Linked DNA regions of Homo sapiens: region 1 is linked to region 2. The links are chromatin contacts, found by Hi-C in ENCODE. All regions are on one chromosome and are shown on one strand. Each heading gives the region's core, a stretch centred on a gene start or an enhancer-like site at or near the end of the contact. The rest is flanking DNA. Distances are from core to core; before and after follow the strand shown.

Region 1 (4,709 bases), core at 1-2,500, 320 kb before region 2:
CGCCCAGCCTAGAGTGCAGTGGCACAATCATAGCTCAATGCAGCCTTGACCTCCTGGGCTCCAGCAATCCTCATACCTCAGCCTTTCAAGTAGCCGAGACTACAGGCCCACACCAGCGCCTGGCTAATTTCTTTTTAATTTTTGTAGAGACGAAGTCACGCTTTGTTGCCGAGGCTGATCTTGAACTCCTGGACTCAAGTGATCCTCCTGCCTTGGCCTCCCAAAGTGCTGGGATTATAGGCATGGGCCACAGCCCCCGGCCCAAAAACAGTATTTTTATGCATGATCATTTTCCTTTGGGTTTGTATTTGCATAGTGTCTGTTTTGTTTTGTATTACGAAACAAGATCATTACCGTATTCACTGTTCTGTCCTTGCTTTTTTCTTAACAGTACCTGGTGATCCTTTCCCCACGTTATTATTAAGTACTGAATCTCTTTATGACAGATCTCTGTAATCCAAATACAAGCGATTTAATGAAGGAAGAGAGTCCTTACAAAGAAAGCCATGACTGTCAAGGTTTCAGGCCCCACTGAGAGTGCTGTCATCTGCCAAACCAAACAGAACAGACAGAAGGAGGGGCACCTCGCACCTGCAGTGTGCACGGCACTCACTTCTGGGTAGGAAGCTCCAGGGCACCCGAGTTTGCAGAGGCAACAAAGAGGCGCAGCTGAGAGGCCAGTTGCAGCCAAGAGGCCAGGTGCAACAGGCGCCAGATGCAGCAGACAGGCCAGGCGCAGCAGAGGCCAGATGCAGCAGAGAGGCCAGGTGGGGCAGAGAGGCCAGGTGGGGCAGAGAGGCCAGGTGCAGCAGACAGGCCAGATGCAGCAGAGAGGCCAGGTGCAACCGTAAAGGTTTCACACTGCGGCATCTCCCAGGGCGGCTTTGCAAACCCTCACCGGGCGTTCTGCATTGTGCTTCCGAAAAGCCACAGGAGTTTCCTGCGAACCGCAGCGGCGCGGGTGCAGGTGGCGACAGCCCCTATTGAAGGCCCCTGCAGCGTACGCGTCGGACGGGCTTCCCAAGGCGGGTGCTGGCGGCGGCGGGGCGCACCGTAGTCCTGGTCCCGCCACGGCCGCTCCCTGGCGGCCCCCGCCGGCCGCGTGCCCCAGCCCCAGGGCGCCCGCCTCGCTCGGCGCGCACGAGTTTCTGCAGGTCTCTCCTGCCAGCCTCAGGGGAGCCTCCTCGCGGCGCGGCCCGGCTGGGTTCCGGCTTTAAAACAGAAAGGCTCATTGTCCCGAGGTCCCCTGGCCGGTCTAACCGCTGCGGAAACTCCCCGACGCCCCGCCCCGCGCCGAACGGCCCCGCGGCCTGGCCAGAGAAGCCGAGACCGGGTGCGGGGGCCGGGCGGGCGGGTGAGCCTCGCTAGAGAGGCTGGGCTGGTGTAGGTTTTTTGTTTGTTTGTTTCCTCTTTTGTTTTTTTTTTTTTTTTTTGAGATGAGGTCTCCCTCTGTCGCCCAGGTTGAAGTGCAGTGGCGCGATCTCGGCTCACTGCAACCTCCGCCTCCCGGGTTCAAATGATTCTCGCACCTCAGCCTCCCCAGTAGCTGGGATTACAGATGTCTGCCACCACGCCAGGCTAATTTAATTTTTTATTTTTTATTTTTTTTTTTTGAGACGGAGTCTGGCTCTTTCCCCCAGGCTGGAGTGCAGTGGCGGGATCTCGGCTCACTGCAAGCTCCGCCTCCCGGGTTCACGCCATTCTCCTGCCTCAGCCTCCCGAGTAGCTGGGACTACAGGCGCCCGCACCACGCCCGGCTAATTTTTTTGTATTTTTAGTAGAGACGGGGTTTCACCGTGTTAGCCAGGATGGTTTGATCTTATGACCTCGTGATCCGCCCGCCTCGGCCTCCCAAAGTGCTGGGATTACAGGCGTGAGCCACCGCGCCCGGCCTAATTTTTGTATTTTTAGTAGAGATGCGGTTTCACCTTGTTGGCCAGGCTGGTCTGGAACTCCTGACCTCAGGTGACCCACCCGCCTTGTCCTCTCAGAGTGCTGGGATTACAGGCGCGCCACCTAGCCTGGCTAATTTTTTTAGCAGAGACGGTTTTTATTTTTAGTAGAGACGGTTTCACCGTGTTGGCCAGTCTGGTCTCGAACTCATGACCTCAAGTGAACCGCCCCCCTCAGCCACTCAAAGTGCTGGGATTACAGGCGTGAGCCGCCGCGCCAGCCTGGGTGGATTTTCTGTGCACGGAAGGGAAGCAGCACCGGAACCCCTCCTGTTCCCCTAAGCACCGTGGACACTGCCCACCTGACAGCGGAGGGGGAGCAGCCGGAAAATAAAATGTCGCAGGGCGCAGTTACGCGTATCTGTTAGTGTTTGTGTGTGGTAAAAGATCTGTCACTCAATGAGTGCCCGTTTTCAAAGAATGAACATAAAATGAACATTTATTAAACATAATTTAATCTCTTCTCCATGTCAGGCCCTTTCACTGATTTCCCAAGGTGACCATTCGGACCATTCGTACATTAATATTGATTTTAAGTTGATAAAGGTTGTGTTTGAAGTTGTCTTCTTGATTTTATCCTTGCAGCTGAAGATACCTTGTGAACTTTACTTTTCAGAGCAGAGCGTCTGAGCGGTGGGCAAGGCACAAAGCGCGAGGGAAGCCGCTGGAGGGAGCTGCTCTCCTGCACGGAGGGCGCAGGCGCCAGCTGCTGCCAACACCACGGGAAAGCCCTCACCCTAACCTTGGACTCCTGACCCCAGGCTCCTAATGCACATCATTATTCCATAAGAACAGGGGAGAAACGGAGAGGGCACGAAGCACAAACACCGAAGCTCTGGGATAACATTAGAGATAGGAGGGCCACCAACTCGTTACACTGAAAATTAAAAATACAGAGGCCGGCCGCTGGGGCTCACTCCTGTAATCTCAGCACTTTCGGAGGCTGAGGCGGGCAGATCACTAGAGCCCAGGGGTTCGAGACCAGCCTGGCCATCCTGGTGAAACCCCGTCTCTACTAAAAATACAAAGATTAGCGGGGCTTGGTGGTGCGCGCCTGTAATCCCAGCTACTCTTGGGAGGCTGAGGCAGGAGAATCACTTGAACCCGGGAGGCGGGGGTTGCAGCGAGCCAAAATCATGCCACTGCACTCCCATCTGGGTGACAGAGTTAGGCTCGTCTCAAAAAAAAAAAAAAAAAAGGAAGAAAATTACAAATAAAGAGAAGGAATTAGGTTATTAAAAATTATCTTTGCTTCCTTGTCTGATGGGCTGAATTAAGAAAAAAAGTTCTCTTTGCTGTAGGAACTATATTGTAGGGTAATTAAATAGACCTAGTGGATGAGGAAAAAAAATTCTCTAAGAATTCCAGTCAATGAATGCAGAATAGCATTCTTTAATTACATTTTGCAACTTCCAATTGAAAAACTTCTAATTTTAAAACATTTAAGTTAAATATACAGTTCAGCTAAACAGCGATCAATGCGTCAATGCAATGAGCGTCATTCAATTCAGACAATTGCATCGATGGCTGTTTAGCTGAACCTTATGATAAAGGAATTAGGCTGCCATCCTCTAAACCCATTGATCAGTCTTACCACGAAAAGCGAGACGAGACAGAAGTGTGGTGATGGGAAATATCACCTATGAAATAGCCTTATTCTGAAAAAAAAAAAAAAAAAGGAAAGATGGAAGGAAGGAGTGAGGGAGAGAGAAGGAGGGTGAAAGGAAGGAAGTAGAGGAGAGAAGAACTGGAGGGAGGATGAGAAGGAGAAAGAATTTGAGCTCAGGCTAGCTTGTAACTCTAACTCCCAGTCCATTGGAAAAACAGTAGATAGAGGAACAAGTTACATAAACACCCTGGGGTTGCAATTAACTAAACCCCGAATGTGGGATATTTTACAAAACAACTGACCCATTTCTTCATCAAGTCAATAGGGGATATAAAGGGGGACGGGACTGTTCTACATGAAATGAAACAATATAATGATGGACCTTGTTTGGATCCATATTCAAACAAGCCAACTGTAAAAAGACTTAGGGAAAATTGAATATGTTATACTAGACAATGTAAAGAAATAATTGATTAGATGTAATAATGCATTGTGGTTGTGTGATTTTAAAAGTCCTTTTCTTTCTGGTGAAATGAGGTAGGGAGGATGGATGGTAGAGGGCAAGGCATTAATGGCTGAAGCTGAGTATAAGCATGGAAGTGTGTAACAGTCTCTACTTTTGTGTCTGTTCGGAAATGGTCACAATAAAAAAGTAAAATGAAATAAAGGATGGCAATCAGAAGTGGAGAGAATATCGTAAATGTAGTCTGACCAAATGGTGTCACTAATACCTTTGATTAAAAAAAAATCAGCTGTTTGATTTTAAAAAGCTATTACGGAGCCCCTCCCATCCTATGACTGAATAATTCCGTATTTCATCTTTTTTTTTTTTTTTTTTTGAGACGGAGTCTCACTCTGTCTCCCAGGCTGGAGTGCAGTGGCATGATCTTGGCTCACTGCAAGCTCCGCCTCCCGGGTTCAGGCCATGCTCCTGCTTCAGCCTCTCCAGTAGCTGGGACTACAGGCACCCGCCACCACACCCGGGTAATTTGTTGTATTTTTAGTAGAGACGGGGTTTCACCGTGTTAGCCAGGATGGTCTCGATCTCCTGACCTCGTGATCCGCCCACCTCGGCCTCCCAAAGTGCTGGGATTACAGGCCTGAGCCACCGCGCCTGGCCTATTTCATCTTGAATAAAGGGTTTATGA
Region 2 (4,896 bases), core at 1,903-4,402:
TGCATAACCTGAACCCCAGATTATGTTGGAGTTCTTATCACATGACCGCTGTATTCATAATATCATCTGAATATCTGCCCTTTTCAAGAATACAAGAGCATTGAGGGCCAGAGACTGTAACTTACACATCTTTGCAAACTCCTATAAAACCCAGCACATCATACTGCTGCTCAGTCACTACTTTTTGAATGGGGGGAGCATGAGCTCATTAAAGAAATGTGGTAACTATACCAATGGCTTAGTACTCTGCAGCTCACCAGTTAATCAGATCAAAACTGGTGATCAAAACGAATCAGATGGCTGAGGTATGAACGTAGGTGAGTCAGGCGGCTGGATGAGATGGCTCCATAAAGAGCTCTGGAATTCGTTCTGTCCTGGGCACAGCCCTTATGAAAGAAACCAAAAGAAAAAGGGACTGGAAAAATATAGATAATATCCAATGCCAGCAAAGGTGTCGTTAAACAGGCACTCAGATGCGATTCTCAGTGCAGGATCAATTGGCACAAACACTTAGGAAGGCAATTTGGCAATGTGTATTCAAAGAGGTATGGCCTTTGAGCCAATCATTCCACACAAGTGGATTTATCTTTATTTTATTTATTTTATTTTATTTTTTGAGACAGGATCTCACCCTGTTGCCCAGGCTGGAGTGCAGTGGCATGATCTCACCTCACTGTGACCTCTGCCTCCCGGGTTCAAGCGATTTTCCTGCCTCAGCATCCCAAGTAGCTGGGACTACAGGTGCCTGCCACCGTGCCTGGCTAATTTTTGTATTTTTAGTAGAGACGGGGTTTCATTATGTTGACCAGGCTGGTCTTGAACTCCTGACCTCATGATCAGCCCACCTCGGCCTCCCAAAGTGCTGGGATTACAGGCTTGAGCTACTGCGCCCGGCCGCATTTATCTTTAATGTCTGAATTAACGGAGGGGCCAAGCAGGGAGGTCACCTGCATGGAAGGGAAGACCCACAGGGAATGTACAGCCAACAACGTCGAGGTAGGTGTACATGTGGGGGCGGGGTAGAGAGGACACAGTAGGGTGGCAGAATCTACATGGTTAGAGGGGGCATCTGTGTAGGGGCAGTGGAGGCAGCAGCCAGAGAAGGGTACCCAAGTCCAAGCAGTAGGATAGTGGGGCAGAGGGAATGGGAGACTGGATACATGGAGGGGGAGGACTCCGTAACTAAATATATTGAGAGTGACGGGAGCCGAGTTTCTCACTACTAGAGAGAACAGTTATAATTATGGAAAACAAGAAAACTAGATTGAAGTCTCCGGTGCAGAACTGAAAATGGGGCAATTGATGTGAACTCACAGTTGCAAACGTTACAGGTGAAAAACGCCCTCCTGGCCGGTCACGGTGGCTCACGCCTGTAATCCCAGCACTTTGCGAGGCCAAGGTGGGTGGATCACTTGAGGCCAGGAGTTCGAGACCAGCCTGGCCAACATGAGGAAATCGCATCTCTACTAAAAATACACACATTTGCCTAGAGTGGTGGCACATGCCTGTAATCTCAGCTGCTTGGGAGGTTGAGGCACGAGAATCGCTTGAACCTGGGAGGTGGAGGTTGCAGTGAGCCAAGATTGTGCCATTGGGCAAAAGAGTGAGAATCCGTCTGGAAGGAAGGAAGGAAGGAAGGAAGGAAGGAAGGAAGGAAGGAAGGAAGGAAATTGAGCACCTTTTCAATTTGCTTATCCTCCATTTTTAGTTCCTTCTCTGAAATGTGTGTTTACATCTTTTGTCATTAAGAGTTTTGGGGATATTAGTAAACTTAGCCATTCATTCCTAATAAGTATCATGAATATTTTCCCAGTTCTTCAGTTTTGGTTTGGTTTTGTTTTTTTGGAGACGGAGTCTCAGTCTGTTGCCCAGGCTGGAATGCAGTTGCACGATCTCGGCTCACTGCAGCCTCTGTCTCCTGGGCTCAGGCCATCCTCCTGTCTCCAGAGTAGCTGGGAATACAGATGTGCACCATCGTGCCTGAGTAATTTTTGTTGTTGTTGTTTAGTAGAGACGAGGACTTGCTATGTTACCCAAACTGGTCTCCAATTCCTGGGCTCAAGCAATCCTCTGTGCTGTACCGCGAGTACTTCCTCTTTTATTTTTTTTAAATAAATAGAGACGGGATCGCACTGTGTTGTCCGGGCTGGTCTTGAATTCCTGGCCTCAGGCGATCCTTTGGGAGGCCGCTGTGGCCTCTCAAAGTGCTAGGATTACAGGCCCGAGCCACCATGCCGGGCCCCAGTTCTTCAGTGGTATATTATTTTATAGCCAACCTAGGTTTAAAATTTTGTATTTGGTCGGGCTTTTCCATTTTTTCCCCTGATGTTTTCTGGGTTTTGTATCGTGCTTACAAACAGCTTTGCCTTCTCATTACTCTACATTGATGCACCCGTATTTTTGTCACGGTTTCTTATTCTCGTGCGCGTGCACAGTGTTCGATGCATTTGGGTGCTGCGTGGAAGGCGTGCCCTGCTCAGCGACAGAGCCTGGGCGCGGGCTTCCTCCAGCACAGGGGGCGAGGGGCTTGCCCTGGAGTCACTTAGCCACCGCCTGAGCTTGGGCCACTTCCTCCACCACTTCTATCTGCATTTCCTCATCTGTTAGATGGGCTAACAGTAGAACCCACCTCAGAGGAGACTCTAGAGGTCATCGTGGTGATCCGCACCAGCTTAGAGCTGAGCCTGGCCCAGAGTACATGCTGAATCTAAACGCTCAGTGTTATGTTGTGTTGTGTTGTGTTGTGTTGTGTTGTGTTGTGTTGTGTTGTGATGTGGTGTTGTGATGTTATGTTATGTTATGTTATGTTATGTTATGTTATGTTATGTTATGTTATGTTATGTTATGTTATGTGTTATCATGCACCATGATAGGTTTGAATCCGGGGGCCAGCGTCCCCGGTCCCGGCGCCTGGCAGCGGGAGGTTCTGGATGGAGCCGCAGCAGGGTTGCCCCGCGGGCTGAGAAGCCCTCCTAGCTCTGCCCGCGGCCGCGGCGGACCCGGGAGACGCCGGACCTGTGGCGGGGTGAGCGGGGGCGGGTTCACCGCAGGCGGGGCGAGGCTCGCTGCCATCGCTAGGAGGCTCTGTTGCCGCTAGGACCTTGCGATCTCCGACTTCGGGGCTTGCGGGCTGGTTCTCAGAATGCAGTCTCTCCCGGGCCCGGCGGCCTCTTCAGCACCGCGGTCCCAGTGGGCTCGGCGTGCTTTTTAAATAAAGGAAATTAAACACACACGCTCTCTCTCTCACACACACACAGAGTGCTTAAATAATTAACAAATCGAGGCTTAAGGACAGACATTTCCTGGCTTTGGCTGGGTGGAAGCCAGCCACTAAGGCGGGGGCTGGTGAGCTGCCGCCCCGGGAGGAGCTAGGGGCGCACGCCACGTGCGGGTGCTCGGGCCTGCACCCCTGCTCGGGAGACCTGGAGCGGAGCGAGCGCCCGGGCTGCCCAGGACCTGGCCGTCTGGCACTTCCTCCGAGTTTAGGGTGCGCTGAGTCAGCTGCGGGGGCCAGCGGGGGCCAGTTAGGGGTCTGCAAACCAGCAGTTCTCGGCCTGTCCTCTTTTGCTGACACTCGCAGCCTCTGCCCACGTGGTCACTGTTGCCCCAAGGTTTCTGCTGTGCCGGCCAGCACTTCCTCTTTTTCTTTCTTTCTTTCTTTTTTTTTAATTTAAATTTTGCCTTTTTGAAAAAAAGAGAGACAGGGTCTCGCTATGTTGGCCAGGCTGGTCTCAAACTCCTGGCCTCAAGTAATCCTCCCACCTGAAGCACTTGGTTTGTTGCAGCGACTGATCGCCTCTCTTCCTCTTCCCCACTTGGTTCGGATGGTAAAGTGCATCCTCCCGAGGCAGCCTGGGCTGGAAGGCTCTCCTTCAGGGGGCCCTGCCCTAATTACCCTAACTACCCTCATGTCTCACGCCTCTCTGGTCCCCGTGGCTGCCAAGCCCCCTCGGAGAACCCAAGGGCGCCTGCAAGTTCTGCCTCCTCCAGAGCCTTCACAGCGGCCTGGGGTCCCCCTCTCCCCTCTTTACTGAGCAGCAAACTTCTCTGCTCTTTCCTGAACGCCCCAGTCTAACATGCTTGGCTCTGAGCCTGCTCTTCATTTCAGTGTCCACTAAGCAGACACACCTATATGTTATGGCTGGAAACAGGCCGCATGTCTTTATTAGAGGGCAGGAGGCGGTCGTTCCTGTCTTCTTTATTAGGTTGTATATGCCCATCTCCATCGCGCCCAGAGCATCCTGCCCCGCTGAATCTTTCTAGTCGACTCTTCTCTCAAAACTCTGTGGCTAAATTCTCTTTAAAACCTGTCCTTGTCCCAGCTACTGGGAAGGCTGAGGCAGGAGATTCACTTGAACTCGGGAGGCAGAGGTTGCAGTGAGCCGAGATGGCGCCACTGCACTCCAGCCTGGCGACAGAGCGAGACTCCGTCTCAAAAAAAAAAAACCCAACAACAACAACAACAACAAAACCTGTCCTTATGCCCTCAGATAGGGTTTCTCACTCTTGCTTCTCTGCACATCCTCTGAGGCCTGTACATTCTATTACTATTATTATACTAAATTGGTAGTTATTGAGTTACTTGTCTGTTCCATTTCCTAGACTCTAAGATCCCACATCTTATTTATTTTATGATCTTAGTAAGATATCTCACTATATGGATCTTTGTATCTCCAGGACCAAATACAGTGCCTGACCTTGGGGTCTCTCTTTTCTTTACATTTAGAATCTTCCTTCCACTTCTTATACCGTACGCCTCCCCTGCCTCACTCATTCTGTTTCTAGATGTCTGGTCATGGGAAAGCCGAGCTTCTTAGGGACTGCCATGGGGAGTGTGAGACTGCAGGGATTCTCCAGCTGTTTGTGTGAGTGTTTGTTTCAAGGGCACAGCACCTA

The links. Hi-C counts contacts between places; a loop is a spot of excess contacts on that map. Pooled maps may share reads with other maps.
Region 1: a map with no recorded cell type shows a loop between it and region 2 (3-fold over the local background). The contact joins two enhancer-like sites. A Hi-C loop is called at or near these places in 5 of 37 single-sample maps with no recorded cell type and 7 of 50 pooled maps.

What each region holds. Positions count from the first base shown.
Region 1 is chr4:183,719,417-183,724,125 of GRCh38, reverse strand. No RefSeq gene overlaps it. Among named protein-coding and RNA genes, the nearest start is that of TRAPPC11, 62 kb to the right of the region's middle. RefSeq lists enhancers at 735-784, 182-943 and a silencer at 895-1,424. Within about 2 kb of position 1,250, at least 20 of the 41 ENCODE cell types and tissues checked have a DNase peak (open chromatin) inside an H3K27ac peak, as active enhancers do.
Region 2 is chr4:183,397,032-183,401,927 of GRCh38, reverse strand. No RefSeq gene overlaps it. Among named protein-coding and RNA genes, the nearest start is that of CDKN2AIP, 45 kb to the left of the region's middle. RefSeq lists an enhancer at 3,184-3,975. Within about 2 kb of position 3,152, at least 24 of the 41 ENCODE cell types and tissues checked have a DNase peak (open chromatin) inside an H3K27ac peak, as active enhancers do.